Regions from separate parts of the Homo sapiens genome. Here region 1 is linked to region 2. The links are chromatin loops, found by intact Hi-C in ENCODE. Cell type or tissue: heart right ventricle. All regions are shown on one strand. Links, peaks and the distances in the headings refer to the core of each region. The heading gives the core; the rest is flanking DNA. Region 1 overlaps PRKG1 (protein kinase cGMP-dependent 1). Region 2 overlaps PRKG1 (protein kinase cGMP-dependent 1).

Region 1 (5,395 bases), core at 198-5,197, 130 kb after region 2:
GATTAAATACATGCTGTGCATGCAGGATTGGGCCCTTCAGCTCTTCTTTATGCCATTGTGTCTAGCGTGGAGATGAGTAGCCTTCCTGAAAATTGCCCATGGAATGCCTTTTTCCTCATGGTATTTCAATGCAGTACACATATGTAGCTGTCCCACTGGATTTTAAGCATCAGCTCGTGTGTGTTCTGGTGTTCTTAAACCAGAAGCATACGTTGGTCATCTCTTTCAAAGTTAAAAAGCAAAACAAAACAACAACTTCTACCTGCCAGAAAGGATGAATAGTTTTACCCTGGGACATTTCTAAGGAAACCAGAATAGTTTTTTACTTGTTTAAGAAAAAAATCAGTTCCAGTGTGTTTTATATTTGGTGTAAATCCTGAAATGATTGTCACTTTGCTAGTTATTGGAGCAACCCAATTGAACTGTGACTGTATCTACTTCTGATAAGCTACCCTTAGTCTACATGCTTTATTCAGGCATTCACCTACAATATGATTACAGTATTGAACTTCCTTCCCTGGAAATAAGAAACAGTTCCCTAAATCTAAATATGACTCTATGGTTTCATTAGTGTCAATAAATTTAGCTTGAAAAATAATCATAGCTTTTGGAATAAAAAATTACATTCATTTTTGTTTTTGCCTCTCATCTTTCCTTTTTAATATTAAAAGGCCAAGTGTATTATTAATGGAAAAAGGCTAATTTGTGACAGGTGAGCAATTAGTGTAAAGACTATGACTAATTAAAATAAATTTTCTTCTCATTTTTTTTAGAATCCAAGTTGCTTACTAGGGTTGTTATTCTTTCTTCCTTCTTTAGGCCATAAAATTGCAATTTGATTGTTATTATATTAAGATATTTGGGAACATAACAAGTCCTCGTTAGAAATAGCTTCTTGATTTCTTCTTCTTTTTTTTTTTTTTAATAAATATCCTAAAAAGACTAAGTTTGTTCTCCTGCCTCTACCCATTCTCAAGTTTGAGAATTGGTCAGTGGGAACCAGTGCATGAAATGTGAAGGGAAGATCAGGAGTGATTTTGAGTATAACCTCTAGTGTTTCCAGGTTTCCATGTTTGTCTTTTGCATAAACCTCTGTCCACTGTTACTGTGGCATAACCCTGACCATGGACGTTTTTCTTGTTCTTTGTTACTGTTTCCTGGTTGGAATAACAAGAAAAGAAAAACAAAATGTATGGAAAACACTGATCAGGGAAGCTGAAGAGCTGGTAAAAAGAAAAACAGAATGACAAAATTGGAATCCTAAAACATATTCCTGGCTTTCTACTTGAACGCAACTTGTAACAACTTAATGTCTATCTATTATATTATTGATTGACGTTGAAGATTTTACATTCCTTTTTCACAATACTAAGTGGAGACAAGATACCAGTAACATTAAGAATCAAGGCAGATTTTGTTGATTATCTGCCAACTCTGCATAGTAGAGTCTACAGTGAACTAAGGTGTACTTCAGCTGATGGCTCCTGTCAACATGATGCCATGCTCAATACATGTCTGTATTTGAATAAACATGATGGTCTCACGCCATGTTTAAATACATAAAACCAAATTGATAAGGACATAGTATGATTAAGAAAGCACTCATTACTACTTTTGTCGGTGACTGGGAGATATCTCATTCAGCCAATATAGATAAATAGATCAATAGTTACTTAAGATCATAACTTGTATTGTCTATACAACATAATAACGCATCTGTAGCTAGTAATGACATAGGAGTTATAGAACCTGAGCTGTACTGTCTCCACCTTTCAGAGTTTGCTGCATCTTTGAAGCAGGTGGCATTAGTTATGCCCAAGAAAATAGATCTGAAATTCCTGTAAATCTGTAGCTAACATTATTTCCAGAATGTATAGAGTCAATTGTTAGAGATGTGAAGTATCAGAATGGAATAAACAGTATCAATGAAGTCAGAGAAGGTGGAAAGTTTGTTGATAACTTATTAATTTTTGGCTAAGATCTACTAAATTGCTGACTAGGTGATAGAACATTTGGCAGTAGAGCAATCTAGGCTGGTGGATCTGTTATTTCTCGGCTGAGTGGTGAGACGCCTTGGATATGTTTTAGGAGTGTGTGGCCTTGAGCTCGATAAAGAGTATCTTGATTTTGGGGATGGGACTCAATAAAAGGAAATAAGGAAATAGGATTTTTTATTTCTAGAGTTATAAAGTAAGGTTTTGCTAGCTTTGTTTGCATCAGGAATTTGACCAGCCTTCTTTTCTTCACTTGTGTAGCTCCTCCTCTTCCAGGCCTAACTGTAAGCACTTTTTCCATGGGGAACTCTTCCCTCACCACTAGGGCTAGGTTTGATGTTCCTGTGGGAGGCTCCCCACACACTCTGAATACGTCAGTTGAGCCTGGCACTCACCACACTATATTGATATTGCTTTCTTTATTGATCTCTCTTCTACTAAACCATTGCAAACTTTTAGAAGAGGAAATATATGTGTCTTGCTCACTGTCATAGCTATATTACTTGGCATTTAATATTTCCTAAATATGTATTGTGGAACAAATATTTCATTACTTTCAAGCTTTACTTGTGACTTAGTATTTTCCTTCTTGTATCAACACTTACTAATGTTTCTACTTAGTGTCTTGAGATCCTTACCACTTAGTCATAACTTTCAAGAAATTCAGTCAGACTGCTTTAAGATTTCTAGAAATATGTCCATCCTTAAGTAATTTGCCTTTAAAATAATTTACTGTGTATAAGGTTATGCATTCCAGGTTTACGATTTAGAAAATATAAATATTAAATCAGTAAAATATTGATCTGAACATTTTTGGTCATTGTGGTTAAAATTATGTGATATGAATTGGGAATGTCCTTGAAGGACTTACAGAAGATGAGCTCTATAGCTGAACCTTTGGTTGGATAATCTTCATAAAATAAGTTAATCCCTCTAAGCCTTTTGTCTACTGATAAAATTGAATTGTAACCTGTTTTTATCTAAGTATTGTTTCAAAAAGTTAAAGCCTTTTAAGTAAAGCCCTATGAAAATTGTCAAATTTTGTTCAAATGGCTTCAAGCTTTCAGAGTTTATTATCCTTTCTGTATTATGCATATATAAATAAGAGCCCTGTGCTTATGTCAGAATTAGCAATATGTAAGGTATTGAGGACCCCTTCATGGGCTTGAGACAGAGACCAGATTCAATCTAGTCTAAGCAACAATGTAACTTAATCAATCATACTTAAAGGAGGACCAGGGATGGGCAGGGACTGGGCACTGGAATTACATTACCCAGCATGGTAGTTCCCCAAGGAAGAGATGCTGCTGGCAGAACAACAACACATCCATGGAAGCCTCAGTAGTGGCCAGGCTTAAGAGTTTAGAAGTAACTCTGCTGTGTATATTTATACCTATCTTCACCTCCATTTAGTAAGTATACATTCTCAAATGGTGCGAGCAAATATTTGACTATCCCTGGTCTGCCATTCCCTGCTGAAGGAGTTGGCGCAATTATGTTAACCAAGGGCAGAGTTTATTAAAGTCAGAATTTGGGAAGTTCTTATCAAAACAATTATTAAATATTATCTTTTGCTCTTATTTTAAAAAACAAAAGTTCACAAACTACTTATTACAATCAACCTTCAGAATAACTCAGTTTTGAGGCTTATTACCTATGAGGTGAGGCAGGCATGAGGAGATGACACAAAGAGAAACATACTTAGTTACAACTGGAATTTGATGGAAGGACTGGAGGAGAAAGGTGAATAATGTGTCAACCGACCTTTGGGTTTATGTAGTTGAGCAAGTCATTAGGGAGACTCGATAACACTCTGAGTATCATTGTGTTGTACACTCACAATTGGTGCTATTGTGTGGAGAGAATGCTCAATGCATGAAAAAGGAGTATGTTTAGTGTGTTTAAACAGAATCTTTCTAGAAGTCATTCAGATTTTTTTCCTATGGAAGATACCAGTGATCCTTTTGTAAAATACAGATTCCACTGTGTCTTTCACCTGTGTAAATAAGGATGATCAGTTTTCATATTGCATAATCATACAATCAACCTCTGCATTCGTGTCAATTACAGCTTATTTTTCTAATCATTGTTGAATGATCAATTTTCTTTGCAACACTATGTGTCTTCCAGACTAGAAAAATCACAAGAAGGAAAATGGCATTCTCATAATGTGCCAAAGCAGACAATTTTGAAAATGTAAAACAGCTGAGCTCACTTGACATTTCTTGATGTCATCTGCCAGCAGAGAAGGCTGTTAGAGAGCTCCTTTTCCTGGTGATTTTTTTCCCAGAATTCTGCCAAACTTAGAGAATGACATATAATTTACTAAAGAGAAAATGGGCCAAAATGGGACATTTCTATTTCAAAGTCTACTAGCGCCTAGAAAATAAACGCCAAATAGTATTCCATCTGTTTCTTTTAAGCAGCCTTGTCATATACTTTCTTAACGGGACCTAGATAGAAACATTGTTTTCATATTTAGTGAGAACTTGAAAGGGTTCACAAATTATGGCTGTGGAGTCTAGCCTTAAGGTGGCAGCGAACTGAGGTGATGTAGAGGTATATGACAAAAATGGAAACTTCTAAAGCATGTCAACAGTGAGCTCTGCAGGAGAGTTACAGCAGGGGGCTAATAGACATATAATCTTGATGCTTCATTTTCCCTTCAAGAAATGAGATTAATTAAGGATATGTCAAATATATGGCTTCTGGCATATGTACACTGTTTGCAGAAAGAGAAGCATTCTAAGAACTGACTAGGAAAAGGAAAATCCCTCCTTTGGGAGAATACATTTTAATAATGTTTCTGAGTTAAAGTCACATCGTTTAACTTGTAAGGAATGGTTATTAGCATGACTTTTTAAAGATGTTTGCTTGAATTTCAGCAAATATGTAAGCATATGTTGTCAGCATCTTGGTGTAGTATTTAGGGATACAGCCTATCCAACTGACAAAAGGACTTACAGATGTAATACTCATTTTCCTAATGAGGTTCAAGCCAAAATCTGTTGTTATGCACAGATGTGCAATGACATTTACCAAACATGTGCAGATATTTTTGAAGTAGGCACACTGTTAAAAATGGCCCACCTGCAGGAAATTGTGTCATCATGAGAGGGTTGCCACAAACTCTATCTCAGTAGCTTGCCAGAGGCTGAAGCTTTTGACCGAATCTCAAAATGTGAGGTGTTTGGAGCTTCACTGATGTGAGATGGACCCTCCTACATGTTGAAGAGCCTATTGCAAATGGATCTCATTAGTCAATGGCCACTCAGCCTCTGATTCCTTTTCTAAAAAATCACAGATCATCTGTTTAATATTATTGATTCTAGAATGTTTCTGGGTTTTGACATCAATTGAATTATATGAGGCCTGTTTATGATGGAATTAAGGGCTACCCT
Region 2 (5,395 bases), core at 173-5,172:
TTAAACCAAGTATATGGCCCTTTTTAGTGAAGAGTCCTGTGAGACTACGTAGGTCTCTTGCCTATGGTGCCGGCCCGAGAGTCACCATCTTCTCTCTAGGTCTAACTATCCTCATCTCTCAGCCTCTGGGTTAAGGCTTTTTCTTTAGTGAACTGGAATAGACCAACAACTCCTAGAGGTCAGAATTTTACCAACCAGTATAAAGCATAGCCCTGGTATTCACGAGGTGCTCAGGAGAGAACCTATCCAGCCTGCCGTGCTTTTTCCCTCTTGTGGAATCTGGACTTGTTTTCTCTTCAGTCCATTTGCTGCTTAATCGTGTACCATGTCATGAAACCTCATGGTTTTTGTTGAATTGGAATCTTGGCTCTCTAATATTGTTTTACTTTTTATCTCATCTCAATTGTGTACTCCTTGATAAGAGTCCCTTTCCTAGAATCATTATATCCCCTACATACTAAGCATAGTATCTTTTCATGTGAGTTAGAGAAAAAATTTTCTTGTATAACCGTTGACAAAATTAATTAGCAACGCTAAAACCAATGAAAACACATTACTCTTAGTTCTTAGAGTATTAAAGAATTCAGTGTTGACTTTCAAACTATTATCTTTGCCTTATTTGTTAATGTATTGTAATTGAAACTAATTAATTTTAAATCTAAGCTTTAATCATGTAACATAACATTTCCTAGAGTGTGTTCCATGGGATATTGATGAGCATTATGTAGGTTTCTGTGATCAAATAAGTTTGGGAATATTTTAGAAAATAATAATATCACTAACACTGTATTGATTCCTGTTGTCTTTCCCATTTCCACTGCTGCTGCCTTAGGCAAGGCTTTCATTAGCACTTCCCTGAGATGTTACCCCCACCCTACCTCCAACTGTCCCCATCTCTGTCAATTCACTTTAGTTCAACTGGACTCATCAGTTGCCTACTGTGTAATCACTGGTACCTGTGATCTCACCAAAAGTATCTGTCCTAAAACTCGTTTTACATTTGTAGTTCTCAACTGGGGGCGATTGTACCCTCCAGGAGACTTGGCAATGTCTGTAGACATTCGTGGTTGTCACAACTCAGGCTGGAGCAAGAGATGTTATTGAAGTCCAATGGGTAAAGGCCAGGGATTCTGCTAAACATTCTACAATGCACAAGACGGCCCTTGAAACTAAGAATCAAACACCTCAGAATATCAATACTATACTGATTATACCACTGACTTCTTGGAAACTGTCATTGGTTTCCATCTCATACCTAAGGAATTTCATAACCTCAGGCATGATATTCAAAGGCTTTCACAATCTGACAGTAGCCTTCCTTTCTAGGCCATTTTCCACTAGTCCTTTCAATTCATATTACTCCCCAGTCTAATCAAATGACTCAGTCCTCCTCTGACACAACCTGTACTTCCCTACTTTTCTGTTCTGTATGATATCCTTTTGCCTATGGTGGGATGCCCTTCCCTCTTGTTTACCTATAGGTTACCCCTGTTCCAGGTCAAATGTCACTTCCTCTAGGAAGTCTCCTTTGATTTTCTTCTTACTACTCCCCTAGAAGAGTGATTTCTCTCTTCTTTGGACCCCCTTAGCATTCTATTTCCCTCATATTTGGCACATGATTGGCACAAAAATTTTACAGATCTTACTTTTTTTTTTTTTTAATTTAGTCAGAGTTTTGCTCTGTCACCAGGCTGGAGTACAGTGGCGCCATCCTGGCTCACTGCAACCTCTGCCTCCCAGGTTCAAGCGATTCTCCTGCCTCAGCCTCCCGAGTAGCTGGGACTACAGGTGCACGTCACCATGCCCAGCTAATTTTTGTGTTTTTAGTAAAGACAGGGTTTCACCATGTTGGCCGGAATTGTCTCGATCTCTTGACCTCGTGATCCACCTGCCTCAGCCTCCCAAAGTGCTGGGATTACAGGTATGAGCCACCGTGCCCAGCCCTTACTTCTAATAAACAGTAAATATTTGAATGATAGCATCATTAACAACAACAACTTTGTGTCCTGTAAAGCTTTTAATAGATGTGTTCCATAAATACTTAAATTGAATTACATTATTTAGTTTAGAGAAGAGATTTCCAGCTCAAACTTTATCATTAGCTTTAAATTTGTCTATGTATTTAACAAGAATTGAGTTTCTGCTGTTAGTAATAACTTTATTTTAAGAGATATCTTCTTCTGGAAAGAAAAGCTTTAGGCTTAATATAAAACTGGCCACAACTGAACTATAACCACAAAACTATTATATATATTATACTATTACAACTCCTTTGATAGTTAACGAAAGGATTCCGATATAATAGCACTAATGGAATGATGTTAATATTTTTTGTTTAAGGAAATAATCACTAATGTTAGTTAAGTGATTTCTGACACAAATTAAAAAAAAAAGCTGTCTCAGACTTATTCTTTAAAGTATAGGGAAATTGATTGGCTTGTAATTGGAAATTCAAAGGTAGGGTTAACATCCTCAAACTGCTGGCTAAACAAGTTTAGCATCTCTTAAATATAGATTTTAGAAAAAGAGGGAAAGAGTCATTACCAGATACTTTGGAGGGAACATCAAGAAAGAACTTTTCCAGAGCTCCTAGCAAAGCACTTCTCATGTCATCGATCCCATTTCTTTATAAAATTTTTTGTCATTTGGCCTTTTTAATTTTTAAATTATTTTATTTTTAATTGACAAATAATTGTATATATTTATAGGATACAAAGTAATGTTTTGATATATGAATACATTGTGGAGTGATTAAATCAAGGTAATTAACATATCTATCATATCTTTTTGTGGTAAGAATATTTAAAATCTATTACTTTAGCAATTTTGAAATATGCATTACTATTAACTACAGTCACCATGCCGTGCAACAGATCACTACAACCTATTCCTCCTGTCTAATTGAAACTTTGAGCCCTTTGATCAACATCTCCTCTTCTCCTACTACTCCTCTCCAGCCTCTATTCTACTCTCTGTTTCTACGAATTCAACATTTTTAGCTTCCATATATAAGTGAAATCATGTGGTATTTGTCTTCTGTGCCTAGCTTATTTCACTTAGTATAATGTTCTCCAGGTGCATTCATGTTGTCACAAATGACAAGATTTCCCCTTTATTAAAACCAAATAGTATTTCATAGTGTGTATATATACATTTCTTTATTCATTCATCCCTTTGCAGACACTTAGGTTGATTCCATATCTTAGCTTTTGTGAATAGTGCTGTAATAACACAGAGTGTAGATATGTTTTCTACATACTGATTTCATTTCCTTTGGATATATGCCCAGAAGTGGGATTGCTGGATCATATGGTAGTTCTATTTTTAATTTTTTTTAGCAATCTCCACAGTGTTTTTGATTATGGCTGTGCCAATCTACATTCCCACAAACAGTGTACAAGGATTCCCTTTTCTCCACATCCTCAACAACACTGATCTTTTGTCTTTTTTGATAGTAGACATTTTAAAAGGTGGGAGGTAATATCACATTGAGGTTTTGATTTCCATTTCCCTGATGATTAATGATATTTAGCAATTTTTCGTATAACTATTGGCCATTTATATGTCTTCTTCTTTTGAGAAATATCTGTTCAAGTCCTTTGCTTATTTTCTTTTCTCTGACTATTTTTTTCTTTCTTTTTTTTCCTTTGTAGAGTCTCGCCCTGTTGCCCAGGCTGGAGTGCAGTGGTGTGATCTCAGCTCACTGCAATCTCTGCCTCCCGAGTTCAAGCAATTCTCTTGCCTCAGCCTCCCAAGTAGCTGGGACTACAGGCATGTATCACCATGCCTGGCTAATTTTTTGTGTTTTTAACAGAGGTGGGGTTTCACCATGTTGGCCAGGCTGGTCTGGAACTCCTGGCCTCAAGTGATCCACCTGCCTTGGCATCCGAAAGTGCTAGGATTACAGGCATGAGCCACCACAGCTGGCCTCTTTGCCTATTTTTAAAATCAGATTATTTGTTTTCTTGCTAAGGTTGAGTTCCCTATATATTTTGAATATGAATATTTTATCAGATGTATAGTTTGCAATTATTTTCTCCCAATTCCAAGATTATGTGTTCATTCTGTTGTTTACTTTGCCATGCAGAAGCTTTTTAGTTTGAGTCTATTTTTGTTTTTGTTTCCTCTGCTTTTCGGGTCATATTAAAAAAAAATCACTGCCCAGATCAATGTCAAGAAACTTTTTGCCTATGTTTTCTTCTAGAGGTTTTATAATTTTAGGTTTTATATCTAAGTCTTTAATCCATTTTGAATTAATATTTGTATATGGTGTAAGACAAGGATCCAATTTCATTCTTCTGCTTCTGGATATTCAATTTCCCCAATATCATTTATTGAAAAGACTGTCCTTTTCTAGTTGTGTGTTCTTGGTACCTTTTCAAAGTTTAATTGACTGTAAATATGTGGATTTAGTTCTGAGCTCTCGATTCTATTCCTTTCATCTATGTTCTGCTTTCATGCCAGTTCTATTTTGTATTGGTTACTGTAGCTTCGTCATGTATCTTCAAAGAAGGTAGTGTGATACCTTCAGCTTAGTGCATTTTGCTGAAGATTCCTTTGGTTATTCATGGTCTTCTATGGTTTTTTATTAGTTTTGAGATTTATTTAAGGAAAGAAAAACACACACACACACACAACCAAACTCAGGAGGCTGCTTATTAATAGAATCTACCATATCTTTAAAATAAGGTTTTCCTTGTGTCATCTCTGTGAATTTAAACCTATTTTAATAGCTAAAAATGGACAGTTGGATAACATATTCTTCATACTTTTTATATTTTTAAAAGTTAATAAATCACCTATTTATTCTTTTACTCAGATTTGGATAATTCCAAATTTTTTGATTAATGTTTAAACTTTAATTATTTCGGTTTCTCATCTCTGTTCACTGTTCTAAATTTCTCTGCACATTTTAAGCATGAGGAAGCTGACAGTGTACACAAATACCCTCCTACTGGGTGCATGTCTTCTTGTTAGAAACAAAACAATCAAGAGATTTCAATAAGCTTTTCAATCTTTTGTGAGGAAATTATTTCAGCCCAGTTTAGAATTTCTGTATTTTTCCTCCCATCTTGGGTTACTTGTTAGACTCTATACAAGTGTGTAAATCTTGATTGGAGAAGACACTGCTGATGGTGCACATGATTTATTATAACCGTGAAATTAAGTCCTGGGCCACATGCCCAGTATCTAAACTAAATCAAGGAGGGCTTAATTGAAATTAGGCAGTGAGCCTGGAAGAACTTTACTTTGTTCATTCTCAAGTTTCCAAATCCACTGGATTCATGTTTCATAGAAATCTGAATTTGGGGGTCACAGGAAGAGAGAAATTTAATATTAAAAATATACTGGTTATACATAAGATTCTGTAGCAAATGAACCTAACCAGGAAAAT

Evidence for each region. Hi-C counts contacts between places; a loop is a spot of excess contacts. Peaks named below come from ENCODE experiments on the same cell type or tissue, not always from the same donor. Only the 100,000 strongest peaks of a DNase experiment are listed, where the experiment ranks them.
Region 1: it touches region 2 in a loop (7-fold over the local background); 2 of 110 quality-filtered maps call a loop at or near these places.

The regions. Positions count from the first base shown.
Region 1 is chr10:51,784,216-51,789,610 of GRCh38, forward strand. All of the region lies in intron 3 of PRKG1 (protein kinase cGMP-dependent 1), which reads left to right. Among named protein-coding and RNA genes, the nearest start is that of CSTF2T, 87 kb to the left of the region's middle. In heart right ventricle, for the core only: no CTCF peak of the experiment used is centred there; no DNase peak of the experiment used is centred there.
Region 2 is chr10:51,649,939-51,655,333 of GRCh38, forward strand. The region is part of intron 3 of PRKG1 (protein kinase cGMP-dependent 1); the gene reads left to right. Among named protein-coding and RNA genes, the nearest start is that of CSTF2T, 47 kb to the right of the region's middle. In heart right ventricle, for the core only: no CTCF peak of the experiment used is centred there; no DNase peak of the experiment used is centred there.